Linked DNA regions of Homo sapiens: region 2 is linked to region 1. A link is a loop called in an ENCODE intact Hi-C map of the cell type or tissue named here. Cell type or tissue: GM12878. All regions are shown on one strand. Links, peaks and the distances in the headings refer to the core of each region. The heading gives the core; the rest is flanking DNA.

Evidence for each region. Hi-C counts contacts between places; a loop is a spot of excess contacts. Peaks named below come from ENCODE experiments on the same cell type or tissue, not always from the same donor. Only the 100,000 strongest peaks of a DNase experiment are listed, where the experiment ranks them.
Region 2: a loop joins it to region 1, with 2.8 times the contacts of the local background. A loop is called at or near these places in 2 of 110 quality-filtered maps.

What each region holds. Positions count from the first base shown.
Region 1 is chr6:33,500,214-33,516,657 of GRCh38, reverse strand. No RefSeq gene overlaps it. Among named protein-coding and RNA genes, the nearest start is that of ZBTB9, 54 kb to the right of the region's middle. In GM12878, for the core only: no CTCF peak of the experiment used is centred there; DNase peaks (open chromatin) are centred at 7,727 and 8,157; H3K4me3 peaks cover 576 bases; H3K27ac peaks cover 1,088 bases.
Region 2 is chr6:33,552,655-33,568,605 of GRCh38, reverse strand. No RefSeq gene overlaps it. Among named protein-coding and RNA genes, the nearest start is that of BAK1, 20 kb to the left of the region's middle. RefSeq lists an enhancer at 5,953-6,122. In GM12878, for the core only: no CTCF peak of the experiment used is centred there; a DNase peak (open chromatin) is centred at 11,535; H3K27ac peaks cover 669 bases.

The DNA of each region.
Region 1 (16,444 bases), core at 3,529-11,528:
AGACGAAATTAGCCAGGCGTGGTGGCGCATTCCTGTAATCCCAGCTACTTGGGAGGCTGAGGCAGGAGAATCACTTGACCCCGGAAGGCAGAGGTTGCGGTGAGCCGAGATCGTGCCATTGCACTCCAGTCTGGGTGACAGAGCAAGACTCTGTCTCCAAAAAAAAAAAAAAAAAAAAAAAAAAGGCCAGGTGCCGCGGCTCACGCCTGTAATCCCAACACTTTGGGAGGCCGAGGTGGGTGGATCACTTGAGGTCAGGAGTTCAAGACCAGCCTGGCTAACATGGTGAAACCCCGTCTCTACTAAAATACAAAAAAATTAGCTGGGCTTGGTGTCACACGCCTGTAATCCCAGCTACTCAGGAGGCTGAGGCAGGAGAATTGCTTGAACCTGGGAGGTGGAGGTTGCAGTGAACTGTCATCATGCCACTGCACTCCAGCCTGGGTGACAGAGCGAGACTGCGTCTCAAAAAATAAATAAATAAATAAGAAAGAAAGAATGCCAGAGGTGTGGACAAGTGTTCAGACATAACTAGAATCTCATGGCCCATCAGAGTCCACATAAGAGAGAAGCCTGGGAATGCCATCAGTGTGGCTGGACAAGGAATACCAGCCTTATAAATCATCAGACTCCACTCTGGGGAGAGACATTGACTGGGAGGGAGGAGGGAAGAAAGGCTGTGGATAATCATGGGGACCTTCATTAACATAGTAGAATTCACACAGTTTCAAATCCCATGAGTGTAATGAGTGGGAAAGCAGAAAAAAGATCACACCTTACTCTACCCTAGAATTCATGTAGGAGAGAGATGGTACAAACAAACCACAGAGAGAAAAGCCTTCACTTGTAGCTAATTCATTCCAGAGAAGGGCTTGGCAAGCTGTTTTTGTAAAGGACCAGAGAGTAAATCTGTTTAGGCTTTGGGGGCCGTGTGGTCTCTGCTGTAACTGCTTAGCTGTACTGGGAGCACAAAGATGGCCACAGATAGCATGTGTGCAAATGGGCATGGTTGAGTTCCGGTAAAGCTTAGCTTTCTTCTTGTTTTTTTCTTTCTTTCTTTCTTTTCTTTTCTTTTCTTTTTTTTTTTTTTTTTTTTTTTTTGAGACAGGGTCTCACTTTGTCGCCCAGGCTGGAGTACAGTGGCGCCATCATGGTTCACTGCAGCCTCAACCTCCCAGACTCATGTGATCCTCCCACCTCAGCTTCCTGGGTAGCTCGGACTATAGGCACCAGCCACCCCGCCCAGCTAATTTTTGTATTTTTAGTAGAGACAGGGTTTCACCATGTCACCCAGGCTGGTCTCGAACTCCTGAGCTCAAGGAATCTGCCCGACTCAGCCTCCCAAAGTGCTGGGATTACAGGCGTGAGCCACCGCATCTGGCCTCAGTGAAGCTTTTTTTCCAAAACAAGTGGCCACTCAGGTTTGGCCAAGGGGTGTACTTTGCCAACGCCTGTTCTAGAGGTTTGAGGGGAGGAGTCACACTAGATGGGGGCTCCTGCAGAGAAATCTCACAGGAGCAAGGTTAGTGTAGCAGAACCTGCAGGGCTGCCCGCCTTATCAGGGGGGTCTAGCAGGAGACACATGGACGGTCCAGAGACCTGAGTTCTGCCATGAAATAGCTGAAGGACTAGCCCCCCGTCTCTCAAAAGCATGGGGCTTCTATGAGAAGCAAAATAATGTATCTGCACATGCATTTGTTTGTTTGTTTGTTTGTTTTTGAGACAGTCTTGCTCTGTCGCCCAGGCTGGAGTGCAGTGGTGCAATCTCGGCTCACTGCAACTTCCACCTTCCAGGTTCAAGCGATTCTCCTTCCTCAGCCTCAGGAGTAGCTGGGATTACAGGTACCCGCCACCATGCCCAGCTAATTTTTGTATTTTTAGTAGAGACAGGTTTCACGATGTTGGTCAGGCTGGTCTCGAACTCCTGACTTCAGGTGATCCACCCGCCTCGGTCTCTCAAAATGCTGGGATTACAGGCATGAGCCAATGTGCCCGGCCGGCACATGCTTTGGAAGTAATATGGTAAGTACACCTAAAATGGTGATTTATGTGAAAAGAGTCACTCTTTCTCTAAATAGTTGTTGAGCCCCTGCTCTGTGCCACCTTCCTGCCAGAGGTAAATTCAGGAGTGTCAGAATGCATATGGTGTCTAGAGCCACAAACTAGATGATTTCGAGGGGACCCACGAAGGTTGAGCTGCAGACCCTAACACTTAAGAGGGAAGTGACAGATCCAGCATGGAAGTTGTGACGACGCCCTGTGGAGTCGGCAGAGCAGTGTGAAGGAAGGGTCTCAGGAGGGCTGGGATGGCCATCGCCTCCAAGTTCTGCCAGTGGGTGGGTAAGGGCAGGCTTGGGAATTTGCCACCGGATTGGTCAAAGGGACTCCATTGGTCTCCTAGGGCTGCTGTAACCAATGGCCACAAACTGGGTGGCTTAAAACAACAGAACTATATTCTCTCATGGTTCTGGAGGCTGGAAGTTCAAAGTTAAGGTGCCAGCAGGCTGCGCTCCAAATGCTTGAGGGGAGATTCCTTTGCCTCTTCCAGTTTCTGGTGGCTCCAGGTGGTCCTTGGTTTGTGGCTGCAGAACTCCATCCTCTGCCTCTGTCTTCACCTGGCCATCTCCTCTGTCTGTGTCTCTCCTCTGTGTGTCTCTCGTGACACTTGTCATTGAATTTAGGGCTCGTTCAGATATGATATGATCTTCAGATTCTTAATTGTGTCTGTAAACACCCTTTTTCCAAATTAGTTCATGTTCCTAGGTTCCAGATTTGCGAAGTGAACATATCTTTTAGTGGTGGAAGGATCTTTCAACCCACTAGACATGGTGTCAGTGGAGGAACACGTGGTGGACTCTGGAGAGAATAGGGTGGAGGGATGCAGACAGCAAGCCTGTCTAGAGCCAGAGGATGAGGCTGTGCTACACCTGCCTGGTAGAAGCCAGGATCCAATCCTACCCAACTCAAGCGGCCTCCTAGACATGCCCCTCGCTGCACACACACACCTTTGCTCAGAAGGCAGCAGGTGGAGGGGGGGGGGGACTTGTATTGCAGTACTCCTGTTACACAGCTTTTGTAACAGCCTTTCTGGAATTAGCAATTGCAGTATGTGCCTTGCTTCTGGGTCTCTAGGTGCTTAAAGGACACATGAGCTTGGTTGGGACTAGGATGGGGCTAGCATCACGAAGGCTGCAGGACAGGAGGTAGAAAAGAACAAACTTGCAATGGCCTGAGCTGCCCTCTGGGGCTGCTGGCTGCTGCACACTCAAACCTATGGCACAGCTGCCTGTTCCTTAAGGCTGCACTGGGGACTTGCAGAAACTGGGTTGCCTGCAGTGCTGAGGTGGCTCTCCATAAAACAAACTGTGTGACCTCCCTACAGCCACCCCCACTTTTTCCACAGGAAACTTGTCCTCCTGTAGCTAAACCCAACCTCTGTCCCAAGCTTCCAGGGTAAAGGAGAGGCTGTCTTCCAGCTAAATGTGGGGCACCCACATCAGGCTTGGCATCAAAGCCACTGCCCAGATGCCCCCATGGCAAAAGCCCACCCTAGCTGTTTTGCATAGGATTTCTTAAACAGGCACACAAATAGTTGGTGTGCTTTGGGAACAGTGAGCTGTAAACTCAGCCTTGAACAAAAGAGAACTAAAAGGAAGGTCTTAGGAAGGAGGCCTTGGCCAGAATGCCAAGTTTCCAAGTGATGCCAGGATGAAGTTACTTATTGGAAAGGGATAGTACCTTGGGGGAGATGTTGGTCAGGGAAGGGGGATGTATTTGAAACTTAGTTTACATTTGGCTTGCAAAAAGGCTTTCCTTGAAACAGACCTCCCTAAATAAGTTGGGTCCCCTGTTCTTCCATTTCACTTGTTCAGTGTCCATCATCGCCCTAGGAGGGCAGCTCTGCCATGACAGGGACTGGCCCAGCCTGTCTGCCTAATGCATGGCTGACACTGGGTGAATTGGAGGAGAAGGGTGGGGAGAAATAGTCAATGTTATCTGTATCTCAGGCCTGGGTCCCTGGGAGAGGGCTTTCCTCTGAGTGGTTGCTGTCTGACATCCCTCTCTGCCCGTGCCCTAGAAGGATGGCTGATGCTGTCTGCCTGCAGGAGCTGTCAGCACCTGGCCCTGCCCTGCCCTGCCCTCCCCCTAGCCCATAACACTGCGGGGGATGGAGAAGGGCCGACCCTCGGATGCTCACCTGGAGTAACGGAGGATGAGTGAGTGCCACCCTGCCCCCCTCCCTGTGATGACTTCTGCTGATAAGTTTGCCACAAGGGCCTCCTCTGTTGTCACCACAGCTATCACTTGCCACCTCCCAGCTCTTCCTCTTCCCTGTTCCTTCCCTTTATCAGCGGACTCCAGCTGAAGGAATGCCGCAGGGGCCGGCAGCATGCTGTCCCCAGTGGCAGCATAGGACCATACACCTCATTCCATCCTGTCCTCCCAGCAGTCGGATGTATTTGAAACCATCTGATGGAAGCACACAGTCTTTTTTTTTTTTTTTTTCTTGAGACAGAGTCTTGCTCTGTTGCCCAAGGTGGAGTGCAGTGGCGCAATCTCAGCTCACTGCAAGCTCCGCCTCCCGGGTTCACACCATTCTTCTGCCTCAGCCTCCAGTGGCGCGATCTCAGCTCACTGCAAGCTCTGCCTCCCAGTTCACACCATTCTCCTGCCTCAGCCTCCCGAGGAGCTGGGACTATAGGCGCCCGCCACCACACCTGGCTTTTTTTTTTTTTTTTTTTTTTTTGGTAGAGACAGGGTTTCACCATGTTAGTCAGGATGGTCTCGATCTCCTGACCTCATGATCCGCCCGCCTCGGCCTCTCAAAGTGCTAGGATTACAGGCGTGAGCCACCGCACAAGGCCATGGAAGCACACAGTCTTACCCATGTTACACACACATCTGGGAGAGGGTTTCTGCACTGGCGTTTCTCTAGAGGATGGACCAGGCCTCAGCTGTTTCTGAGGTTTGTTTCCAGAGATGGGATTACCAGAGAGGCCCACTTTCTATGTCCTGGACTGCTCTGGTTTGACTTTTTTTTTTTTTTTTTTTTTTTTTTTAACAGAGTCTTTCTCTGTCTACCAGGCTGGAGTGCAGTGGTGCGATCTCAGCTCACTGCAACCTGTGTCTTCTGGGCTCAAGAAATTCTCCCACCTCAGCCTCCCAAGTAGCTGGAACTATAGGCGTGTACCACTATGCCTGGCTAATTTTTGTATTTTTAGTAGAGACGGGGTTTCACCATGTTGGCCAGGCTGGATGGCCTTTCTTAAATAAACATTTTGTTTCAGAATAAAAATAAATAAAATATGGAAAATATGGCCAGGTGTGTGGCTCATACCTGTAATCCCAGCACTTTGGGAGGCCAAAGCGGGTAGATCCCCTGAGTCCAGGAGTTCGAGACCAGCCTGGGCAATATGGCAAAATCCCGTCTCTATAGAAAATAAGAAAATTAGCTGGGCATGGTGGCTCATGCCTCTGGTTGCAGCTATTCATGAAGCTAAGGTGGGAGGATCACCTGAGCCCAGGAGGTCAAGGCTGCTCCTGTAAGCCATGATCACATCCAGCCTGAGTAAGCCCCTGTCTCAAAAAAAAAAAAAAAAAAAGGAAATATATGGGCATTGTTTGCTAATTATTGGTTACTAATATCTTTTTTTTCCTTTTGGTTACAAGTAACAGCTAGTATCTTTCATAGTTATGTTTTCAGGATTAGGGCTGTGCTTAACTGACCTTTCCATAATGTCTATATTTCTTTTGAAATTTGACACATTTTCTAAAAAAGTCCACATGTTTTGTAAAGCACAAATTTAAAACAATTTTTTAACCTATTTTTGGCCAATAGTTATAGGCAAATAGTTCCTATCTAACTGAATAGTCTTTTTTGACTATTAAAGCCTAGCTCCAATGGCTTTATTGGATCATACACACTGAAAAGCGTGTATCATCTTGGAATATTTGAGAAGTGTCTGTTTCATTGCTTACTGTTTTACCAATTGCAAAGTTTTTTCTAAGTGATGTTTATTTCACACTTTTGGAGGGAGGAGAATGTCCCACAGCCAGTCACTTGGGGCCTTGTTTCCAGAAGTGGAGTCCTGGAAATAACCACATCTGTGAGCAGTGGGTGTCTCATGGTATAATGTTACGGTCAGTGTGGCCTAGAAGTGAGCTCCAGCACCCTGCCACCCTCCCGACACAGGACACTAAATATGTAACCAGAAAATAGAAACAAGAATGGCTCCTGTTTCTAGACTACTTAAAAGGAGGGAATCTCTTATTTTTAGATTTAAATTTAAACTTTATTTTTTTTAGAGACAGGGTCTCGTTTTGTCACCCAGGCTGGAGTGCAGTGACACCATCATAGCTCACTGCAACCTTGAACTCCTGGGCTCAAGTGATTCTCTCACCTCAGCCTCCCTAATAGGACTGCAAGCACATGCCACCACACCTGGCTGATTTTTAAACCTTTTTATGGAGACAGGTTCTCCCTATGTTGCCCAGGCTGGTCTTGAACTCTTGAACTCAAGTGATCCTCCCACCTTGGCCTCCCAAAGTGCTGGGATTATAGGCATGAGCCACTGTCGAAAGGAGAGAAACCTTTGCAATGTGAATAGACTTTTCTAAAAGCACACTTGGCTTCATCCCTCAAACTTACTTGATTCTGATGCTTTTTCTCACTCCATAAACTCTTTTACAAAGTTGAATTTACCTGTGTCGTTAAGATAGGTAATTTCCACTGTTAGATCCTTCTTAGAGGTCACTTCCCCTTACCTACTGCTTAATACGACTTTTTTGAGGGGGTGTGATTAAGGACATCATGGGACTAGACTGAGCTTTTTGAAAGCAGGGGCCATTTCTTAGTCATCTTGGGTATCTGCAGCACTTGTTGTGAGTGAAGGAATGAATGAGGATGGAATGAGTGATGCCTGCTCTGCTTTCACATGGCCATAAAGCAGCCATCCAGGTGCCCATTCCCAGGAGGAGGTGGGGTCCATAGTCTCCACCCCCAAGCCCCCACCCCTTCCTGGACCCTGGTGGGAGCCCAAGTGTAAAGCAGCCCAACCCAGGGAAGGGGTTACAGCTGGACAGCCCCCAAAACACAGGAGGGCAGATTGCTCGAGCACCCCAGTCTGAGAACAGTGGGGGCAACATGCCAGAATGGAGGTGAAGGGAACGGAGGGGCAGGGGCGTGAGCTCACCTCCACCCTGTGGCCAAGGAACAGGGGCACAGGGAAAAAGGGAAGGAAACGTCCTGGGCTTAGCAGGAGAGCGCAGACCTGTGAGAGAAAGCGAGGAAGAGCTTGCAATGTTGGGAGGAGAGGCAGGAAAAAAGTTTCCTTTCCTCAGAGGAAAAGGAAGGAGAGCCCAGTTTTAAAAACAAAACCCTCAGCTGCATCCTCTATTACCAAAGATCCCGGGACGCTGATCCTCAACAGCGGAGAGTGGGCTGGGACACAGAGTGGTTCATCCGCCCCCGAACTGCAGACAGCAAGCTGTGGGAGGAGCAGGTTTATGGGCCTTGAAACCCTCTGAGATGGGAGAGATAATTTCCATAAAATCCAGGATTGCTAGAGAGTCGCAGACTTGCTTCTCTAAATGGCTGAAAATAGAAAGTAGGAAGTGAAATTAATAGAGCTGGGAATGAGAAAGAAACAAGGCCATGTGTGCGTATCTTTAAAGCTAGAAAATAATAACCACATCTTCTGAACATATTACATTCCCGATGCCGAACTAAGCAATTTGCACTTATTTAATCCTCATATAACAATCTAAGAAGACGGATATTACAATCTTGTTTTATTGGTGAGGAAATTCTCTCAGAGAAGTTGTTACCACACCTGTAATCCCAGCACTTTGGGAGGCCGAGACGGGCAGATCACCTGAGGTCGGGAGTTTGAGACTAGCCTGACCAACATGGAGAAACCCCGTCACTACTAAAAATAGAAAAATTAGCCAAGCATGGTGGCACATGCCTGTAATCCCAGCTACTCGGGAGGCTGAGGCAGGAGAATCACTTGAACCCCGGAAGCGGAGGTTGTGGTGAGCCGAGGTCGCGCCCTTGCACTCCAGCCTGGGCAACAAGAGCGAAACTCTGTCTCAAAAAAAAAGAAGTTAAGTTACTTGCCCGAAGCCACATAGCTGAGCCCAGTTCCAGCTGACTCAAAAGGGTACGAATTTAGTCACTATGTCGGTTAATTTCAAACTTTGTTTCTTTGTTTGTTTTTGAGACAGATTTTGCTCCTGTTGCCTAGGCTGGAGTGCAATGGTGCAATCTCGGCTCACTGCACCCTCCGCCTCCCGGGTTCAGGCGATTCTCCTGCCTCAGCCTCCTAAATAACTGGGATTACAGGCATGTGCCACCACACCCAGCTAATTTTTTGTACTTAGTAAAGATGGGGTTTCACCATGTTGGTCAGGCTGGTCCTGAACTCCTGACCTCAGGTAATCCACCCACCTTGGGCCTCCCAAAGTGCTGGGATTACAGGCGTGAGCCGTGCCTGGCCTGCTTTCAAACTTTTTTGACTAGGACCCACAGTAAGAAATATATTTTAGACAGGGCCCAGTGGCTCACGTCTGTAATCCCAGCACTTTGGGAGGCCGAAGCAGGCAGATCACCTGGGGTCAGGAGTTCAAGACCAGCCTGGCCAACATGGCGAAAACCCATCTCTCCTAAAAATACAAAAACTAACTGGGCCTGCTTTCAAACTTTTTTGACTAGGACCCACAGTAAGAAATATATTTTAGACAGGGCCCAGTGGCTCACGTCTGTAATCCCAGCACTTTGGGAGGCCGAAGCAGGCAGATCACCTGGGGTCAGGAGTTCAAGACCAGCCTGGCCAACATGGCGAAAACCCATCTCTCCTAAAAATACAAAAACTAACTGGGCGTGGTGTTGAACGCCTGTAATCCCAGCTATTCAGGAGGCTGAGGCAGGAGAATTGCTTGAACCTGGGAGACAGAGATTGCAGTGAGCCAAGATCGCGCCACTGCACTCCAGTGTGGGTGACAGAGTGAGACTCTGTCTCAAAAAAAAAAAGGAAAGATATTTTAGATTCTAAGCCAGCACACATACATATAATTGATAACTAAAAGGAAAATTTTTATAAAATGCATGTACCCTTACTACTTATTATTTAAAGAAGAACCTTAGTCAATAAAATTTAGCAGAGTTTATTTGAGCAAATAATGATTCATGCTAGGTGTGGTGACTAATGCCTGCAATCCAGCACTTTGGGAGGCTGAGGTGGGAGGATCACTTGAACCCAGCAGTTTGAGACCAGTCTGGGCAATATAGTAAAACCCTGTTTCTAAAAACAAACAAACACGCAAACAAAAAAACGCTCTTCCATCACTTGAGGTCAGGAATTCGAGACCAGGCTGACCAACATCATGAAACCATATCTCTATTAAAAATACAAAAAAATTATTCAGGCATGGTGGTGCACACCCGTAGTCCCAGTTACTCGGGAGGCTGAGGTGGGAGAATCACTGGAACCTGGGAGGCAGAGGTTGCAGTGAGCTGAGATCGTGCCATTGCACTCCAGCCTGGGCAACAGAGTAAGACTTTGTCTCAAAAAAAAAAAAAAAAAAGAGAGAGAGAGAATCCATGAAAGAGTGGTTTGTAAAAAAAGCACTCACAAGTGTAAGTTGTAATTTATATCTTATGTATAATTTTTTTATGGGGGACAGAGTCCTGTTCTGTTGCCCAGGCTAGAGTGCAGTGGCGAGATCTCGGCTCACTGCAACTTCCACCTCCCAGGTTCAAGTGATTCTCCTGCCTCAGCCTCCCAAGTAGCTGGCATTACAGATGCGTGCCACCACACCTTGCTAATTTTTATATTTTTAGTAGAGACGGGGTTTCACCATGTTGGCCAGGCTGGTCTTGAACGCCTGAACTCAAGTGATCCACCCGCCTTAGCCTCCCAAAGTGCTGGGATTACAGGTGTGAGCCATATCGCCTGGCCTATATCACATATATATAATTGCCTCTGTCCCCTCCACTAGAATGTGAACCCTTCAAGAGTGGAGAATTCTTTCATTCGCTACCTTGTATTTCCAGCACTTAGCCTAGGGCCAGCCATTTAGATGCTCCTCAATACATTTTGGAGGAATGCTATCATTAATTAATCAATATCTGCCTGAAAGAGGACTCTGGGGGCATGGGCCAGGGCTTCAGCCTTAGTCGTCTTATGTTCAGCATTTTTCTCAGCTACTTGGACATGGAAATGGATGACATATTTATCAAAGTTTCAGGTGGCGAAAAACTGGGGCAGCCAAAGTACTGGATGACAGAATCAGGGTCCAAAAATAACTTAGCAGCCTGGAATGGTGGGCTGAACGAAGATAAAGAATAATAGAGATCTGTATTTTGCCTTTCTGTCTAAAACTTAGCTTCATAAGCACACGATGAGGGGGTAGATGATTTAACAGCAATACATGTGAGGGACTTGTGGTTTTTATTGCAAGCTAATGAATGAAGCAGCAGTATGATAAGGTCACCACCTCTGCAGACTTAGACTGCAAATACAGACTCAGTGAACAAAAGAGGGAGACCAGAGTCCCTCTACTTTATGCGGGTCAAATGACACTGGAAAAACTGGCTTTGTCTGAATGACAATTATTAAGGAAGACATCGACAAATTGCAAACCTTTTTAGAGAACAATATGTTGAACTTGTCTGCAGCACAATTAAGAATTCCTGTTAAGTATAAGACACCATAAAGGTATTGGATGAATAACAAACTAGGAAAAGATATAACGTGTAAAACTAACACATAATTAATATCTAGAGTATTTAAGGAATGTCCGCAAATCAACAAGAGAAAGCCAGGAGCCTGTAAGAGTAAAGGTCACAGGGAATGAGTAGTCATTTCACAGAAGAGGAAGCTTGAACTGTTACCAATATAAGAAAAGACACTAGGATTCACCACTAATCAGATAAATTAAATGAAAACAACAGGACTTCCTTTTTCTGGTAATAGGAGTATAACTCTCTCAAGCAACCCTCCAGCTGAAAACAACTAAATAGTTGAATAAAATACTGAAAACAGGCTAGGCATGGTGGCTCATGCCTATATTCCCAGCACTTTGGGAGGCCAAGGCGGGTGGATCACCTGAGGTCAGGAGTTCGAGACCAGCCTGGACAACATGGTGAAGCCTTATCTCTACTAAAAATTCAAAAAATCAGCCAGGCGTGGTGGCGGGCACCTGTAATCTCAGCTACTCGGGAGGCTGAGACAAGAGAATTGCTTGAACCCGGGAGGCAGAGGTTGCAGTGAGCCAAGATCACACCACTGCACTCCAGCATGGGCAACAGAGTGAGACTCTGTCTCAAAAAAAAAAAAAAAAAAAATACTGAAAACATCTTCTGTAAAGAATTGACAAGGTGGGACAGCATCACTCTGTAGGCAAAGGAGAGAGGAGTCCAGAAGCTGTTCTTTCTCCAGGAACCTTCACCCATTAGGGGAGGGTGGAGGGTTGAGCTTCTGCTGATGATGTATTTTTCCCTGCCTCCCTCCCTCTTTCTTTCTTCCTCTCTCTTTCTTCTTTTCTTTTCTTTTTGTAGAGAAGCCTCACTATGTTGCCCAGGCTGGTCTTGATCTCCTGGCCTCAAGCAATCCTCCTGCTTTGGCCTCCCAAAGTGCTGAGAACCACTGCATCCAGCCCAATGGCCTCTTTCAATGAAAGGATCTGTATCACAGCCCAGCGCTATCCTAGGTGGGAAACCTATCAGGACATCCCCTTTTCCCCAGTGAACTAAAAGTGGACCAACCTGCCAGAATTACAGCCTGGCTCTATTTGCCTGGATAATCCAGGGAACCCCCAAGCCTTGACTTTGGGTAGCCCAAGACTGACAGTGCTCCCAAGCTCCTAGCAGATGCAAACACAAATTCTCTGCAGAGGAAATCACCTTCATCTTGGCCCTTAAATTATTCCCACAAATAATTTTTCAAATATAATGACTAGCATACAGTCAAAGATAACTAGGGACACAAGGAAATTAAGCTTCAGGTCACTGCCCTAGAAGTCCAATTTCTGCAGCTGTGGGACTCCAAATCTAACACCTGGGGGCAGGGATATCATAGAGTCTCTGGCCACCAACAGCTATGTGCCCCAGGACCCAGAGACTGCATGAGTGAGAGAGAGTGTGGGTACATGTGTGTGCCACAATGCTGGAAAGTTCTGCCTGGCAGAGCTGGTATGGTTTTGTGGCATAATATAACTTTTGCAGAGATCCAGAGCTTATGCCTATAATGCCAGCACTTTGGGAGGCTGAGGTGGATCACTTGAAGCCAGGAGTTCAAGACCAGCCTGGGAAACATAGTGACCCTGTCTCTACAAAAAACATTAAAAAAAATTAGCCAGGTGTGGTGGTATGTGCCAGCTACTTGGAGGGCTGAGGTAAGAGGATTGCTTGACTCCAGGGAGGTCAAGGCAGCAGTAAGACATGATTGCACCACTGTAGTCCAGCCTGGGAGACAGAATGAGACCCTATCTCCAAAAAAAAAAAAAACCACCACGTTGTAATTTGTGTAAAGGTGCGAAGGTGCTCTAAGGCCTAGTGGCAGCCCCATGTACATACATTAAATATTACAACTATCTGGCTGGACACAGTGGTTCACACCTGTAATCCCAGTGTGTCCAGAATTGGTGGGTTTTTGGTATCACTGACTTCAAGAATGAAGCCATGGACCCTTGCAATGAGTGTTACAGTTCTTAAAGATGGGGTGTTTGGAGTTTGTTCCTTCTGATGTTCGGACATGTTCGGAGTTTCCTCTGGTGGATTTGTGGTCTCACTGGCTTCAAAACTGAAGCTGCAGACCTTCTCAGTGAGTGTTACAGGTCTTAAGGCAGTGCATCCGAAGTTGTTCATTTCTCATGGTGGGTTCATTGGTTCATGATGTCACTGGCCTTAGGAGTGAAGCTGCAAACATTCATGTTGAGTATTACAGCTCATAAAAGCAGTGCAGACCCAAAGAGTGAGCAGCAGCAAGATTTATTGCAAAACACAAAAGAACAAAGCTTCCCCATTATTAAAGAGGACCCAAGCAGATTGCCACTGCTGGCTCAGGCAGCCTGCTTTTATTTTCTTATCTGACCCCACCCACATCCTGCTGATTGGTCCATTTTACAGAGAGCTGATTGGTCTGTTTTACAGAGAGCTGATTGGTGCATTTACAATCCCTGAGCTAGACACAAAAGTTCTCCAAGTCCCCACTAGATTAGCTAGACACAGAGCACTGATTGGTGCATTTACAAACCTTCAGCTAGACACAGGGTGCTGATTGGTGTATTTACAAACCTTGAGCTAGACACAGAGTGCTGATTGGTGTATTTACAATTCCTTAGCTAGACATACAGGTTCTCCAAGTCCCCACCAGCTTAGCCAGATAGAGAGTGCTGAGTGGTGCATTTACAAACCTTGAGCTAGACACAGAGTGCTGATTGGTGCATTTACAAACCTTGACCTAGACACAGAGTGTTGATTGGTGTATCTACAATCCCTTAGCTAGACATAAAGGTTCTCCAAGTCCCTACTAGACTCAGGAGCCCAGCTGGCTTCACCTAATGGATCCTGCAGGGGGCCACAGGCGGAACTGCCTGCCAGTCCCGGCCGTGCACCCACACTCCTCAGCTCTTGGGTGGGCGATGGGACCAGGTGCCACGGAGGAGGGGACAGTGTTCGTTGGGGAGGCTTGGGCATGGCAGGTTGCAGGTCCCAAACCCTGCCCCTCAGGGAGGCAGCTGAGGCCGGGCTAGAATTCGAGTGCCGTGCTGGCGGGCCAGCACTGCTGGGGGACCCAGCGCACCCTCTGCAGCTGCTGGCCTGGGTGCTAAGCTCCTCACTGCCCCAGGGCCAGTGGCGCTGGCCGGCCACTCCGAGTGTGGGGCCACACCCACCTGGAACTCGCGCTGGCCCGTGATCGTCTCCCACGCCTCTCCCTCCACATCTTCCTGCAAGCAGAGGGAGCCGGCTCCGACCTCGGCCAGCCCAGAGAGGGGCTCCCACAGTGCGGCGGCGGGCTGAAGGGCTCTTCAAGCACGGTCAGAGTGGGCGTCGAGGCCGAGCAGACACCAAGAGCGAGCGAGGGCTGCCAGCACGATGTCACCTCTCACCAGCACTTTGGGAAGCCAAGGCAGGTGGATCACCTGAGGTCAGGAGCTCAAGACCAGCCTGTCCAGCATTGTGAAACCTCTTCTCTACTAAAAATACACACAGACACACACACACACACACACACACACAAATAGCCAGGTGTGGTGGTGCATGCCTGTAATCCCAGCTACCTGGGAGGCTGAGGCAGGAGAATAACTTGAATCTGGGAGGGAAAGGTTTGCAGTAAGCTGAGATTATGCCACTGCATTCCAGCCTGGATGACAGAGTGAGACTCCATCTCAAAAAATAAAATCAAATATTACAACTGTCTGTTACATACTACATGGTGGCTTATGCCTTTAATCTCAGCAGTTTGGGAAGCTGAGGTGGGAGTATCACTTGAGGCCAGGAGTTTGAGACCAGCCTGGACAACATCATGAGACCCTGTCTCTACAAAAAATAAAAATAAAAAAATTAGCTGAGCATGGTGGTGCATGGGAGGCTGAGGCAGGAAGATCCCTTGAGTCCAAGAAGTTGAGGCTGCAGTGAAATGTGTTCATGCCACTGTACTTCAGTCTGGGTGACAGAGTGAGACGAAGTCTCAAAAAAATGTTTTTAAGTTCATATAATAAAATGTAGCCTAAAGCCAAATCTGAGATGTGAAGACCATATGTTAAATTTATATCGAATAATGAACAAACACTCACTATTTTGTGGAAAGTTGATTAAGAGACCCAAAGCAGTACTTTAAACACATTCATAACATATGTTTAAAACAGTAAATTGAATCTATCTTATTAAAATCAGATCCCCTAACTCCATATACCAGATGCAATTTGTGCTGATAATATTTAAAACAGTTTGCAATTCCTGAACATCCCTGGCTGGTCCCTGGAAGATGATCCTTGGGAAAGTTCTATGGGTGGAGGTGGGGGCTGCCTAGAACCTGACATTCAGGCTGGGCACATCTGGCAGCCTGTCTGGGCCTGGATAACAGAGGATTGACTACTGAAATGTATTGCCACCCATCAGCTTTCGTATTTCTTGGTTTGTTGCTGTAAAATTGTTTATGTTGAGGCTACATTTGCAAACTCCTTATTAAAGGATTAAAATTACACTGATTTGCTTTGTTGTATTTGGAATGCAAAGCTCAGATACATTTTTATTGGATTCTGGAAGCCCTAGGGGTTTCTCATAAGTAAGCTGCTTGTTAATTGCCTTTTTTGTACATAAACAAAATCCCAAATTGGAAAAATAAAAGAAAATGGAGAACTAAACTTTCTCTACTTTAAAGGCAATTTATATAGTTTTATGTATTATTTTCCCCTTTCCATTAATTATTTAACACATTTTATGATACATGGGGGTAATTGGCCTGCTTTAAAATTAAAACTGAGAAAAAATACTTATGAGATCCAAATGATGGTGTTTTTTCCCATAATAGTTCTGAGATACGATGGGATGCATTTGAAAGAGTATGAACTTTACAATCACTCAGACCTGGGTTTTAACTGGGGTTTCTCCATTAGCTATAAATTAATGACCCTTTTGCAGTTTCTGCTCTGTGAAATGGGACTATCACTCCCCTTGCAGTTGTTATGAAGGTAAAAGATAATATGAGTAAAGTGCCTGGCATATGAGAGACAATTTTTTTGTTTTTTTTTTTTTGTAGAGACAGGATCTCACTCTGTTGCCCAGGCTGGAGTGCAGTGGCGCCATCACAGCTCACTGCAGCTTTGACCTCCTGGGCTCAAGCGTTCCTCCCACTTCAGCCTCCTGAGTAGCTGGGACTACAGACATGTGCCACTACACCAGGCTAATTTTTTATTTCTCATTTTTGTAGAGATGGGGTCTTGCTTGTTGCCCGGGTTTGTCTCGAACTCCTGGCCTCGAGTAATCCTCCTACTATTCAGCCTCCTGAGTGGCTGGGATTACAGGCATGAGCCACCGTGCCTGTAAATTCTTTCCAGTGTGACTTCATTTCCCCCGAACCTAACATTTTCATATGAATTAATTAATCTAATCTATATAATAGTCTATGAAGGTCTTTCTCAAGACCATGAATATGAACTTATAATTAAAAACTAGAAAATTAACAAAGAAATAATCCACCACAAATTAGACTTTGTTTACACCACAAACAGTGCAGGATTAGACCCATAAGCACTTCAGATAATGAAATTACAAGATTTAGCCTGTAAGTATGTTAAAAATTATTGAGGTTATAAAACAAAGAATCAAAAGAGAAATAAACAGAATGCTATTGGAAAATTAGGTATCATTTTCAAAATTATTATTATAAACAGTGAATGGGTTAAGCAGATGATTAGAAGTAGCAGAGAGGCTAGGTGC
Region 2 (15,951 bases), core at 7,952-15,951, 48 kb before region 1:
GACTGGAGTCCAGTGGCACAATCTCGGCTCACTGCAACCTCTGCCTCCTGGGTTCAAGCGATTCTCCTGCCTCAGCCTCCAGCTGGGATTACAGGCTCACTCTACCACGCCAGGCTAATTTTTGTATTTTTAGTAGAGACGGGGTTTCGTCATGTTGGCCTGGCTGGTCTTGAACCCTTGACAACTGATCCGCCCCTCAGCCTCCCAAAGTGCTTGGATTACAGGCGTGAGCCACCGCGCCCGGCCGGATGAGTGTCTTAACGTGAGCTTGGACTTTCATTCTGGGTGGCCTGCAGAATGCGCTAACTAGGAATAGCCCTTCCTTTTCCTGGCAAGAGGGGGCACATCCACGCTCAGTTCACCAGGAGACTGGGGATTCTTCTGAGTATTCCATGCATGCTTTTCCGTCTCCCCAGCCCCCTCCACCAGTGGGAGGCACTGCGATGTCTACAGGACTAGGGTGTTCAAATGCTGGTGTTCTCAGACAGCTCCTGTAATGGGCTGGCACCCCAAATCTAGACTGCATGGTGCCAAGCAGCCTGGGGTACCTCCACTGACAAAGCTGCTTTTTCATGCCAGCTCTACACAAAGGCAGCGTGATGGCAGGAAGGCCCTCCCACTGGAATGCACACTGGAAGAGCGCTCGGCTGCTCTGGCTCGGGGCCCTCCCCACCCTCGCGGCAAACCCCCACCCCCAGCAGGGTGGGGAGGGTGATGAGAGGAGGGTCAAGGAACCCATGCTGCTTCTCTTGATGATTTGTTGTCTTCTCTTCCCCCAGTAAAGCCTATTCCTAGGCTGTGTCACGCTGTGGAATTTGTCTCAAACCCAGGTGCCTGACAGAGAGACCCCGAAGGGTGCTGTCCAGTGGGAAAAGTAACTTGTAGAGGGTAGAGGAGGAAGAGCTGAAAGCACACAACGTTGGGCAGGGAGGAGGCAGGTCCGTGCCTTACATGAATTTCTCTTCCTTGCTGCTCACCAGTCTCTGAAGCCACTGTGCCTTCCTCTGCTCATGGCCACCCTGAGTCAGAGGCCGCTCCTGTAGACGGTCACTCCTTAGCTGCCCATCTCTGCCTTCCCATTGCCACTGCCAAGGCTGTGGGGTATATTCTTAACTTCTAGGTTTTTTGGTAATGGCCCTGCCTTAGGTCCCCCCCAGTTCAAAGTGTCCCCAGCACACCACCACCACCACCACGACCAAACTGGTTTCACAAAACATCGTCTTGATCCCCACTGAAAATCCATGAGGTGCATGATATTCATTACATTCGCCTCCTCCTTGCCCATCCCTGGTAGGAGCACAGGAGTGTTGAAGGGTCTGCCCTCAGGCAGCTTACATAGCCATGGAGGAGGAGGCATCAAGCAGTAATCTGAGTGGGACGCAGGGAATTTGGTGCCCCAGAAAAAATGTGCCAGGTTGGCCTGGTCTGGGAGTACCCAGGGAGGCTTTTCAGGAGGGGACACATAAACCATTTCCTTGAACAAACTCATCATGTTCAGGCAGGCACTCAAGGCCTTCTCAGTGGCTTTCCAGACTTTTTTCTGACTCTTGCCTTTGCTACAGCCGGATGGTCCAGGCACCACTCTGGGCTCTCCCGAGCTCCTTCCACCTCTCTCCTCCTCTCAACCCACAGGACATTTTACAGGATCTGCTTCTCCCCTGGAATGTCTCCTCTGACTCATCTCCTTTCTGTTTCAATGTGCTTTCCCATTTCTTAACATCCAATGATAATTCCCTGTGGGTCAGTCTCTCCCCTTCTCACCACCAATGGCCCTTGGGATCTGATCCACTCATTGGCCAGTTAATGGCCTTGTTGAGTTGGAAACAGCATTTCATTTATTAAATAAAAATTATAGAAAGCCATCAGCCTAGGCAACACAGTGAGACCCCCCCTTGTCTACCAAAAAAAAAAAAAAAAAAAACATTAGTCACACATGGTGGCACACGCCTATAGTCCTAGCTAGGACTGAGGGGGAGGAAGGCTTGAGCCCAGGAGTTCAAGGCTGCAATGAGCCGTGATTGTGCCACTGCACTCCAGCCTGGGCGACAGAATGAGACAAATGGTGGAAGGGAGCGAGGGAGGGAGGAACGGGGGAAGGAAGGGAGGGAGAGAGAGAGGGAGAGAAGGAAGGGAGGGAGGGAGGGAGGGAGGGAAGGAGGGAGGGACGGGACTGCACTAGGTCAAAACAGATAGAACTAAAACTCAAGATGGAGTCACCCATGCTAAACTAAGTTGTTATCCGACATTCTGAAAAATAAGGAGAGAGAGATAACAGCCAATTTCTCAAAAAGATCAGTTTAAATCTTTAACCACATGATAATGAAGTTCTGTTTTAATCCTTAAACAAAAAAAAGGCTTAAAGAACCTGAAGAGACCCGATGTTAACTAATCAGTTGTTTTTCCAATTGTTTTGCGTCCCTTTCCCCCACCTTACAAGAAAAAAATAACTTTGAAGTCTGGGTGGTGCCTCACACCTATAATCCCAGCACTTTGGGAGGCTGAGGTAGGAGGATTGCTTGAGGTCAGGAGTTTGAGACCAGACTGGGCAACAAAGCAAGACCCTGTCTCTAAGAAAAAGAAAAAGAAGGCCAGGCGTGGTGGCTGACGCCTGTAATCCCAGCACTTTGGGAAGCCAAGGTGAACGGATCACCTGAGGTTGGGAGTTTAAGACCAGCCTGACCAACATGGAGAAACCCTGTCTCTACTAAAAATACAAAATTAGCTGGGCGTAGTAGCGCATGCCTGTAATCCCAGCTATGCGGGAGGCTGAGGCAGGAGAATCGCTTGAACCCGGGAGGCGGAGGTTGCGGTGAGCCAAGACTGTGCCATTGCACTCCAGCCTGGGCAACAAAGCCTGGAGCGAAACTCCATCTCAAAAAAAAAAAGAAAGAAAAAAAAAACTTTGAAAAGTAACTTAATACATTCTTCCTTACTTCTGCTTTCTTCAGCTCTTCTGTGTTTATAAAACCAACTTCAGTCCAGGTGCGGTGGCTCACGCCTGTAATCCCAACACTTAGGGAGGCCAAGGTGGGTGGATCACCCGAGGTCAGGAGTTCGAGACCAGCCTGGCCAACATGGTGAAACCCCGTCTCTACTAAAAATACAAAAATTAGCTGGACATGGTGGCACACACCTATAATTCCAGCTACTTAGGAGGCTGAGGCAGGAGAGTCGCCTGAACTTCGCTTGAACCCAGGAGACAGAGGTTGCAGTGAACCGAGATCACGCCACTGCACTCTGGCCTGGGTGACAGAGTAAGACTCCATCTCAAAAAAAAAAGGCAACATCTTCTGCTGAGCTCATGGAACATTTATTCTATTTTACGGAATGAAGTGTTGCCTGATTCTAGAATCGAAAATAATGCCAACTGAGATCTTTAAGCTAAATTTGTTATAATGTTGTCCTTTGACATGGCTTAAGTTGTGGGACCTGTGTATAAGTTCAAGTCTGCCTCTTAAATAGTTTTAGGGCCAATTCCTCTAATATGAAATCAAATGAGAATTCTGGCTTTCTTTCATTCATTCAGCAAACATTTATTGAGTGCCTTGAAGCCTCAATAAACAAACTCAAATAGAATGGGGAGAGTATTAGGATTTAGCTCCGGTATTTGTACTTGTCATGTGCAGTATATGACTTGAGGGCACAATCTCTGAGTGTATCTGTTGTGTGTGTTTTTGTTTTTGACAGAGTTTGCTCTTGTTGCATAGGCTGGAGTGCAATGGCACAATCTTGGCTCACTCCAAACTCCACTTCCCGGGTTCAAGCGATTCTCCTGCCTCAGCCTCCCGAGTAGCTGGCATTACAGGCATGCACCACCACACCCAGCTAATTTTGTATTTTTAGTAGAGACAGGGTTTCTCCATGTTGGTCAGGCTGGTCTCGATCTCCCAACCTCAGGTGATCTGCCCGCCTCAGCCTCCCAAAGTGCAGGGATTACAGGCCACGTGAGCCCCCGCACCCAGCAATTATTATTAGTATTATTTTTTTGGAGACAGGGTCTTTCTCTATCGCCAAGGCTGGAGTGCAATCAAGGCTCACTGCAGCCTTGACCTCCTGGGCTTAAGCAATCCTCCTGCCTCAGCCTCCTGAGGCAAAAATTAGTGGGGCAAAAATTAGCAGCCAGGCGTGGTGGCTCACGCCTGTAATCCCAGAATTTTGGGAGGCCGAGGGGGGTAGATCATGAGGTCAGGAGTTCGAGACCAGCCTGACCGACATGGTGAAACCTCTGTCTTTACTAAAAATACAAAAATTATCCGGACATGGTGGTGAATGCCTGTAATCCCAGCTACTCGGGAGTCTGAGGCAGGAGAATCGCTTGAACCTGGGAGGCAGAGATTGCGGTGAGCCAAGATCACATCACACCATTGCACTCCAGCCTGGGCAACAAGAGTGAAACTCTGTCTCAAAAAAAAAAAAAAAGAAAGAAAAGAAAGAAATGGCTTCTAGTTGCTGTAATCTGACATCCAAGTGGTTAAAGACACCAAATATTTGGGTGCAAATCCAAGCTTTGCCACTTACCGCCTTTGTGAAAAAAAAATTTAACCATGGGTGGTGGCATGCTATTTTTTTTTTTTTTTTTTAGATGGAGTCTCTCTCTGTCACCCAGACTGGCATGCAATGGTGCAGTCTTGTCTTACCGAAACCTCTGCCTCCCAGGTTAAAGCAATTCTCCTGCCTTAGTCTCCTGAGTAGCTGGGATTACAGGTGCCCGCCACCACGCCCAGCTAATTTTTGTATTTTTAGTAGAGACGGGGGTTTCACCATGTTGGCCAGGCTGGTCTCAAACTCCTGCCCTCGTGGTCCACACATCTCGGCCTCCCAAAGTGCTGGGATTACAGGCTTGAGCCACCTCACCTGGCTGGTTAAATTTTTTATAGAGATGGGGTCTCCTGATGTTGGCCAGGCTGGTCTTGACCTCCTATACTCAAGCAATCCTCCCACCTCAGCCTCCCAAAGTACTGGGATAACAAGTGCAGGCCACCATGCCCAGCCAAAAATATTTTAATATAAAGAAAATAGGCTGGGCGCGGTGGCTCACACCTGTAATCCCAGCACTTTGGGAGGCCGAGGTAGGTGGATCACCTGAGGTCAGGAGTTTCAGACCAGCTTGACCAACAAGGTGAAACCCCGTCTCCACTAAAAATACAAAAATTACCCGGGCGTGGTGGTGTGCACCTGTAATCCCAGCTACTTGGGAGGCTGAGGCAGGAGAATTGCTTGAACCCGGGAAGCGGAGGTTGCAGTGAGCCAAGATGGCACCATTGCACTCTAGCCTGGGCAACAGAGTGAGACTCCATCTCAAAAAAGAAAAAAAAAGAAAGAAAAGAAAATAGGGACTGGGCATGGTGGTTCATGCCTGTATTTCCAGCACTTTGGGAGGCTGAGGTGGGCTGATCACCTGAGAGACCAGCCTGGGCAACATAGGGAACCCTGTCTCTACAGAAAAAAAAAGAAAGAAAGAAAGAAAGAAAAAAGTCTGGGTGCGGTGGCTCACACCTATAATCTCAGCACTTTGGGAGGCTGAGGTGGGTGAATGGCTTGAGCCCAGGAGTTCTAGACCAGCCTGGGCAACATAGGGAGACCCTGTCTCTTAAAAAACATACAAAAATAGCCGGGTGCAGTGGCTCAAGCCTGTAATCCCAGCACTTTGGGAGGCTGAGGCAGGTGTATCACCTGAGATCAGGAGTTCAAGACCAGCCTGGTCAACATGGCGAAACCCCATCTCTACTAAAAATACACACACACACACACACAATTAGCCAGGCACGGTGGCATGCGCCTGTAATCCCAGCTACTCAGGAGGCTGAGGCAGGAGAATCGCTTGAACCTGGGAGGCGGAGGTTGTGGTGAGCTGAGATCGCACCACTGCGCTCCAGTCTGGGTGACAGAGTGAGGCTCCATCTCAAAACATAAATAAATAAATAAATAAATAAATAAATAAATAAAATTAGCACGGTGTGGTGGCACGTGCCTGAGGTCCCAGCTACTCAAGAGGTGGAGGTGGGAGGATTGCTTGAGCCCAGGAAGCAGAGGTTGAAGTGAGTCATAATCACACCACTGCACTCCAGCCTGGGTGACAGAGTAAGACCCTGTTTCAGAAAAAAAGAAAAGAAAAAGAAAATAGCTAGGGACTTTGTTGAGTTTGTACTATGTGTGCCTGCTACTGCACTATACTGTTTATCTACTTTATCTTATTTAATTTTCACAAGTTTTTGCAGTATGCCCATTTAGCAGATAAAGAAATTGAAGTTTAGCTGTGCAGGGTGGTGGCTCCTAATCCAAGCTACTTGGGAGGCTGAGGTGGAAGCCTCACTTGAGTGAGCGTGGGAGGTTGAGGCTGTAGTGAGTTGTGATCCAGCCCCTGCACTCCAGCCTGGGCAATGGAGTGAGACCCTGTCTCAAAAAAAAAAAAAAAAAAAAAAAAAAAAAGACACCGTCTGAAAAAAAACTTTGTAGTCAGCTGAGGGTTGTCTAGGATAGCCTCAGCTGAAACAAGTCAGCTTTCTTCCATGTGTCATTCATGTCCCTTCAGCAGGTCAACCTGGGAATGTTCTGGGTGTGTTCTCATGGTGATCACCGAGGAGCAAGAGAAGAAGCAGAAACACACAGGTGGTTTTTCTTTTTCTTTTTTTGAGACGGAGTTTCGCTCTTGTTGCCCAGGCTGGAGTGCAATGGCGCGATCTCGGCTCACCGCAACCTCGGCCTTCAGGGTTCAAATGATTCTTCTGCCTCAGCCTCCGGAGTTGCTGGGATTACAGGCATGCGCCACCATGCCCAGCTAATTGTTTTGTATTTTTAGTAGAGATGGGGTTTCTCCTTGTTGGTCAGGCTGGTCTCCAACTCCCGAACTCAGGTAATCCGCCCGCCTCAGCCTCCCAAAGTGCTGGGATTACAGGCGTGAACCACTGCGTCCGGCCAGTTTTTCAAACCTCTACTTGTGTCAAGTCAGCTAACATCGTAATGGCTAAAGCAAGTCACATGGCTAAGCTCAGATTCTTCAAGAAGGTGGGGAAATAGACTCTACTTCTATTATGAAAGAAATTGCCGGGCGCGGTGGCTCACGCTTGTAATCCCAGCACTTTGGGAGGCCGAGGCGGGCAGATCACAAGGTCAGGAGATCTAGACCACGGTGAAACCCCGTCTCTACCAAAAATACAAAAAATTAGCCGGGCGTGGTGGCGGGCGCCTGTAGTCCCAGCTACTCGGAGACGCTGGGGCAGAAGAATGGCGTGAACCCGGGAGGCGGAGCTTGCAGTGAGCCAAGATCGCACCACTGCGCTCCAGCCTGGGTGACAGAGCGAGACTCCATCTCGGAAAAAAAAAAAAAAAAAAAAGGAAGAAATTGCAAATTCACACGGCAAAGGGTGTGGAGACAGGGAGGGGTGAAGACTCGGAGCCATTAATGCAATCAATATACCACAGTCTGCCCTCTGGCCACAGGATTTTTTTTTTTTTCCGAGACAGGGTCTCACTCTGTTGCGGACGCTGGAGTGCCGCGAAGGTATCACAGCTTACTGCAGCCTCGAACTCCTGCGTTCAAGTGATCCTTCCACTTTAGCCACCTGAGTAGCTGGGACCACAAGTGCGTGCCACCACGCCCAGCTAATTTTTTATTTAAATCTTTTGTAGAGACAAGGTCTCTACAAAATGTTGCCCAGGCTGGTCTCAAACTCCTGGCCTCAAGCGATCCTTCTGCCTCCATCCTGCAAAGTGCTGGGATTACAGGCATGAGCCACCACACCTGGCCTCTCTAGACACGATTACTTATGTTTTTTCTATATGCAAAATATGCTCATTCCCCATTGCAGGACCCCCAAAAGACTCATCCAATCCTGACATTAGGGTGAAAGTCCAGGATCTTGTGATCTATATCAGGCCTAGATGTGGTACTTTCTTTTTTTTGTTTTTGAGATGGAATCTTGCTTTGTCACCCAGGCTGGAGTGCAATGGCACAATCTCAGCTCACTGCAACCTCCATCTCCCAGGTTCAAGCGATTCTCCTGCCTCAGCCTCCCGAGTAGCTGAGATTACAGGCGCCTACCACCACGCCCAGCTAATTTTGTATTTTTAGTATTTTCACCATGTTGGTCAGGCTGGTCTCGAACTCCTGACCTCAGGTGATCCACCCCCCTTGGCCTTCCAAAGTGCTGGGATTACAGGCGTGAGCCACCTCGCCCGGCCGAGGCAGGCTTTGATGGTGGCTGAGATGCTTTCTCAGCTTCCTTCCTCCTGATGGAAAGCAGGCAACCCAGAGGTCTTTGTACAGTTTGAACAGTCTCAGCCCCTTTGTGTCTAGATTAGCAGTGCGGTTGTGGGTGCAATATCCTTAAAAACTTTGGAGTTTTGAGTATATCTGTATGATTAGAGTCCACCTTATGCATCAAGAACCACACCCCAAATTTTCTCGAGATATGTTTCTTTGTTGACTTAAGTCTCCACTAACTAGGTATCAACTAACTGTGTGAGGGTGCTGTGGGAGTCATGCTTTTAAAATTCACAGATGTCCTTTTGTCAGAGGGTCTACTAGGCACTGTCTTGATATTCCCAGAGAATTTAACAGTCTTCAGCCATGCCCTAGAGTGCATTTCTTTACTGGGCTAAGAGGCTAGAAATGAGAAATAAATTTTCTCTTGAGACAGTCTTGCTCTGTCACCCAGGCTGGAGTACGGTGGTGAGATCTCAGCTCACCGTAACCTCTACTTCCCAGGTTCAAGTGATTCTCCTGCCTCAGCCTTCTGAGTAGCTGGGACTACAGGGGCATGCTACCACACCCAGCTAATTTTTGTATTTTTAGTAGAGACGGGGTTTCATCATGTTGACCAGGCTGGTCTGGAACTCCGGACCTCAAGTGATCTGCCTGTCTCAGCCTCCCAAAGTGCTGGGATTACAGGTGTGAATGACCAGGCCCAGCAGGGAAGTAATTTTGTTTTTCCAACCCAGAAAATGCTGCACCCTCCACATTTCCTCTGAATTCAGCTTGCAAATTGACTAGTTCATCTCTTTAGCTCACCTCTTGTAAAAAAATTTTTTGAGATGGGGTCACCCAGGCTGGAGTACAGAGGCACGATCATGGTTCACTGCAGCCTTGACCTCCTAGGCTCAAGTAATCCTCCCACCTCAGCCTCCGGAGTACCTGTAACCACAGGAACCTGCCAGCATGCCTGGCTAATTTTAAAATTTTTTTTGTACAGATGAGATCTGTCTACATGGGCCAGACTAGTTTCGAACTCCTAGCCTCAAAGGATCCTCCTGCCTTGGCCTCCACAAGTGTTGGGATTACAGACATGAGCCATGGATCCAGCTTAGAAAACGTTATCAAGGGCTGGGCATGGTGGCTCACGCCTGTAATCCCAACACTTTGGGAGGCCCAGGCAGGTGGATCACCTGAGGTCAGGAGTTCAAGACCAGCCTGGCCAACATGGGGAAACCCCATCTTTACTAAAAAAAATACAAAAATTAGCTGGGCGTTGTGACATGCACCTGTAATCCCAGATACTCAGGAGGCTGAGGCAGGAGAATCACTTGAACCCGGGAGGCGGAGGTTGAGCCTAGATCGTGCCATTGCACTCCAGCCCTGGCAAGAGAGCAAGACTCTGTGTCAAAAAAAAAAAAAGAAAGAAAACTTTATCAAACACAGATGGTAAAAGCCAATGGACACTTTCAACATTCTGACTGGAGATTTCTTTGCTCAAATCTACAAGTTCGTTTGGTATATTTTCTTTCTTTCTTTCTTTCTTTTTTTGAGACGGACTCTCGCTCTGTCACCCAGGCTGGAGTGCAGTGGCATGGTCTCGGATCACTGCACTCCGCCTCCCGGCTTCACGCCATTCTCTTGCCTCAGTCTCTCCAAGTAACTGGGACTACAGGCGGCCACCACCATGCCCGGCTAATTTTTGTATTTTTAGTAGAGACAGGGTTTCACCGTGTTAGCCAGGATGGTCTTGATCTCCTGACCTTGTGATCTGCCCACCTCGGCCTCCCAAAGTGCTGGGATTACAGGCATAAGCCACCATGCCTGGCGGGAGTTTTGCTCTTGTTGACCAGGCTGGAGTGTGCAATGGTGCGATCTCGGCTCACCGCAACCTGGGTTCAAATGATTCTCCTACCTCAGCCTCCCGAGTAGCTGGGATTACAGGCATGTGCCTCCACCATGCCTGACTAATATTTTGTGTTTTAGTAGAGACAGGGTTTCCCCATGTTGCTCAGGGTGGTCTTAAACTCTTGAGCACAGGCGATTTGCCCACCTCGGCCTCCCGAAGTGCTGGGATTACAGGTGTAAGCCACCACGCCCAGCCACTGATGTTGTTTTTGAGACAGGGTCTTGTTCTGTCACCCAGGCTGGAGTTTCAGTGGCATTATCTCAGCTCACTGCAACCTCCACCTCTGAGGCTCAAGCGGTCCTCCTGTCTCAGCCTCCCCAGTAGCTGGGACCACAGGTCCCAGGTGCCATGATGCCTGGCTAATTTTTGTATATTTTGTAGAGACAGGTTTCATCATGTTGCCCAGGCTTGAAACTGCCTTTGTAAAAAAAAAAATGGGCACAAGGTTAGAATTATGGTTTGGGAGTCATGCAGCTAGAGGTTACAAGGTTTGTAACTTTCTCAATTGCTCCTATGGATAACATTACTATTGTAAATCCTAGGACTAGTGCTTGAGGTATTTTTCAGACCCTGCATTCTGATGGACCAGCTGACACTGCCCAAACCAGTAACCTTTACCAATAAACTGACACAGTAGGTTTCTGACCCCTATAGGAATTGATTCAGCATAAGAAGACAGCTTCATCCCCCTACGATTTCATTCCCAACCCAACCAATCAGCATTTCCCATTCCCTAGCCCCCTGCCCACCAAACTATCCTTAAAAATCCCTGGATTCCAAATTCTCAGGGAAGCAGATTTGATAAACATCTTCCATCCTTCAGCCTGGTTGGCCCTGTGATTAAACTTTCTCTACTGCAATTCCTGGTGTTCTCCGTGTTTGGCTTTTCTGGGCAGCAGGCAGGAAGAACCCAGGTGGGCAATTACAGTGGTCATAAAACCATTTATGATTTCTTCCAGCCAATGTCAACTGAGCAGTTCCGCTGACTGGGCTTGTTCATGCATCTTTTTTCTTTCTTTCTTTCTTTTTTTTTGAGACAGAGTTTTGCTCTTGTTGCCCAGGCTGCAGTGCAATGGTGCGATCTCGGCTCACTGCAAACTCCATCTCCTGGGTTTAAGGGATTCTCCTGCCTCAGCCTCCCGAGTAGCTGGGATTACAGGCATGCGCCACCACACCTGGCTAATTTTGTATTTTTAGTAGAGACAGGGTTTCCCCATGTTGGTCGGCTGGTCTTGAACTCCCGACCTCGGGTGATCCGCCCTCCTTGGCCTCCCAAAGTGCTGGGATTACAGGCGTGAGCCACCATGCCTGGCTGCACTCATGCATCTTTAATCAGGTGATTGAGGACTCCCTGGGACCTGGCTGGTATAGGATGGCCTCCCCTGCACAGCTGGGGTTCCCTCCATGTGTCTCTCTCACATCCCTCCAGCTAGCTGGCCCAGATATGACTCAGGTTAGACTGAGCATGTTTTCATGACAATTGCACGCAAGCAGGAGAGGAAGTGCAAACAAGTGCAAACACGAAAGCACTTGTTTAATCATCTGCTGGCATCAAACCTGCTAGCATTCTTTCTGAGCAGAGTCAGAAAAAAAAATTAATAAAAATAAAAAATAAATAAAAATAATGGGCCGGGCATGGTGGCTCACGCCTATAAGCCCAGCACTTTGGGAAGCTGAGGTGGGCAGGTCACTTGAGGTCAGGAGTTCCAGACCAGCCTGGCCAACATGGTGAAACCCATGTCTCTACCAAATATATATGTATGACAAATATATACATATATATATATATATATATATATATATATATATATACACATACACACACACACACACACACACACACACACACAAATTAGCCAGGCATGGTGGCACATACCTGTATTCCTAGCTACTCAGGAGGCTGAGGTAGGAGGATTGCTTGAGTCCAGGAGGCGGAGGTTGCACCACTGCAGTACCACTGCACTCTAGCCTGGATGACAAAGTGAGACTTTCTTTCTTTCTTTTTTTTTTTTTGAGGCAGAGTTTCTCTTGTGTTGCCCAGGCTGGAGTGCAGTGGCAGCAATCTGAGCTCACTGCAACCTCCACTTTCTGGTTTCAAGCAATTCTCCTGCCTCAGCCTCCCAAGTAGCTGGGATTACAGAAGCCCCCCAACATGCCCAGCTAATTTTTGTATTTTTAGTAGAGACAGGGTTTCACCATGTTGGCCGGGCTGGTCTCAAACTCCTGACCTCGTGATCCGCCCGCCTCGGCCTCCCAAAGTGCTGGGATTACAGGTGTAAGCCACCGCACCTGGCTGAGGCTATATTTCAAAAACATAAATAAATAAATAAAATCTGCGTAAATAAATGATTATTTAAGTTTTTCTTATACTCCTTAACATATCCTTTAAACAAAAGAGACAGTTGTACATACTATTTCTATTTTTGAAAACAGGAAACAGGACTGGCATGGTGGCCTGTAATCCCAGCACTTTAAGAGGTCAAGGCAGGCAAATCACCTGAGGTCGGGAGTTCAAGACCAGCATGACCAACGTGGAGAAACCCCATCTCTACTAAAAATACAAAATTAGCAGGGCGTGGTGGCACATGCCTGTAATCCCAGCTATTTGGGAGGCTGAGGCAGGAGAATTGCTTGAACCCGGGAGGCGGAGGTTGCGCTGAGCCGAGATCGCACCATTGCACTCCAGCCTGGGCAACAAGAGCAAAACAAGAGCAAGGAGAGGGTGTCTTTTTGAAGACATTTTTCTTCCTTTTCACGATACTCCCTCTCAGATATGCCTCCCTTCCCAGCTGGGCGCAGCGGCTCACGCCTGTAATCCCAGCACTTTGGGAGGTCAAGATGGGTGGATCACTTGAGGTCAGGAATTTGAGACCAGCCTGGTCAACATGGAGAAACCCCATCTCTACTAAATACACAAAAATTAGCTGGGTGTGGTGGCAGACGCCTGTAATCCCAGCTACTCTGGAGGCTGAGGCAGGAGAAAGAATCGCTTGAACCCAGGAGGCAGAGGTTGCAGTGAGCTGAGACTGTGACACTGCACTACTTAAAAACAAAAACAAAAACAAAAAACGCCTCCCTTCTCCCACTTTCTTTTTTTTTTTTTTGAGATGGAGTCTTGCTCTGTTGCCCAGGCTGGAGTGCAGTGACACTATCTTGGCTCACTGCAACATCTGCCTCCCAGGTTCAAGCAATTATCTTGCTTCAGCCTCCTGAAGAGCTGGGATTACAGGTGCATGCCACTATGCCCGGCTAATTTTTGTATTTTTAGTAGAGACGGGGTTTCACCATGTTGGACCAAGCTGGTCTCGAACACCTGACCTCAGGTGAATTGCCCGCCTTGACCTCCCAAAGTGCTGGGATTACAGGCATGAGACACCACGCCTGGCCCCTTCTCCCACTTTCTAAGAAGAGACTCTGAGATTTTTTTTTTTTTTTAGAAATGTAAATTTCTAAATGTAAACTAGGCTGAGGTCAGTGGATCACACCTATAATCCCAGCACTTTGGGAGGCCGAGGTAGGAGGATCCCTTTAGGCTGGGAGTTTGAGACCAGCCTTGGCAACACAGTGAGACCCCATCTTTACAAAAAAATTTTTTTTTACTTAGCCGAGCATGATGGTGCACGCCTGTAGTACTAGCTACTTGGGAGGCTGAGGTGGGAGGAACCCCTTCAGCCCAGGAGTTCAAGGTTACAGTGAGCTATGATCCTGTCACAGCGCTCCAGCCTAGGCAGCAAAAGGAGACCCTGTCTCTAAGGAAAGAAAAAAGGTAACTTTAAAATTCATTTAGGTAATTATCAGACTTCTTTTTAGTTGTAGGGGCAAATCAATAAGACCATTGTAGAATTATGGCAAGAAAAATATGAACTAAAAGTACTTTATTACTTTGGGAAGGAAAATAGAAATGATCAAATAAAAAAAAACACAAGATTTTTTTCTTTTTTTTAAGCTGGGACTACAGGCACACAGCCCTGAGCCCAGCATAATGTTACTTTTTTTTTTCTTTTGAGACAGAGTCTCGCTTTGTTGCCCAGGCTCGAGTGCAATGGCGAGGTCTCGGCTCACTGCAACCTCTGCTTACCGGGTTCGAGCGATTCTCCTGCCTCAGCCTCCCGAGTAGCTGGGATTACAGGTGCCTGCCATTGCGCCCAGCTAATTTTTTTATTTTTAGTAGAGATGGGGTTTCACCATCTTGGCCAGGCTGGTCTTAAACTTGTGACCTCGTGATCCACCCGCCTTGGCCTCCCAAAGTGTTGGGATTACAGGCATTAGCCACCGTGCCCGGCCCATAATGTTACTTTTTTAATGTAAAGGTTAGAAAAGAGATTTTGGAAGACTGAGATATTCTGTGTGTGTGTTTGGTTTGTTTTGTTTTTTTGAGACGGAGTCTTGCTCTGTCGCAGGCTGGTGTGCAGTGGCGTGATCTCAGCTCACTGCAATCTCTGCCTCCTGGGTTCAAGTGATTCTCCTGCTTCAGCCTCTCGAGTAGCTGGGACTACAGGTGCGCACCACCACGCCCAGCTAATTTTTGTATTTTTAGTAGAGACAGGGTTTCACCATGTTGGCCAGGATGGTCTCGATTTCTTGACCTCGTCATCTGCCTGCCTGGGCCTCCCAAAGTGCTGGGATTACAAGCATGAGCCACTATCCCCGGGCTGGAATCTTCAAGATAACTTGACTTGCCACATTTAAGAGTCTGAATTATTAGGTTTATGAGAATTATTTACATGCTGAATACTTCCTTCTTGTTTGACTTGTAAATCTACCCTGAGGAATTGGAAGTGGTTGGGAAAAAAATCAAGTATATTAAATTTGTAAATGTAGTTTAAATATTTAAGAGAATTTAATTAACTAAGTTTGTAAATGCTATGAGTAATGTTCAAGCAAATTAAATATGTCAAGCCCATGGGCTAATTGTGTATTAATCAAAGAACAAGTTATTACTCTTACTTTTATCCAAAACCTGCAAGATTTCTAAATAGAATATCAGGATATGGAAGTTAAACTTAAAAACATAAGAAGATCTGTTTTTAAGCTTACAACATTAATTGAAGATTAATTTAGGCTAGGGGCAGTGGTGCAAGCCTGTAATCCCAGCACTTTGGGAGGCTGAGGTGGGAGGATCAGTGGAGCTCAGGAGTTCGAGATCAGCCTAGGTAACATCATGAAACTCTGTCTCTACAGAAAATACAAAAATTAGCCAGGCATGTGTGGTGCGCGACTGCAGTCCCAACTACTCCTCAGGTTGAGGTGGGGGGAAGGCTTGAGCCCAGGAGGTTGAGGCTGCAGTGAGCTGTGATTGTGCCACTGTACTCCAGCCTGGGTGACAGAGTAAGACACTGTCTCTCTTTTTTTTTTTTTTTTTGAGACAGAGTCTGGCTGTGTCACCCAGGCTGGAGTGCAATGCTGCAATTTTGGCTCACTGCCATCTCTGCCTCCCGGATTTAAGCAATTCTCCTGCCTCAGCCTTCCAGGTAGCTGGGATTACAGGCGAGTGCCATCATGCCCAGCTAATTTTTTTCAATTTTTTTGGAGATGAGGTCTCACTCTGTTGCCAGGGCTGATCTTGAACTCCTGGGCTCAAAAGATTCTCCCACCTCCGCCTCCCAAAGTGCTGAGATTATAGGGCTGAGCCACCTTCCAGGCCTTAACTTTTGTAAGAATACACATTTTGGCCGGGCGCAGTGGCTCAGGCCTGTAATCCCAGCACTTTGGGAGCTCAAGGTGGGTGGATCTCTTGAGGTCAGGAGTTCGAGACCAGCCTGGGCAACATGGTGAAACCACATCTCTATTAAAAATACAAAAATTAGCCAGGAATAGTGGCACACGCCTGTAGTCCCAGCTACTCAGGAGG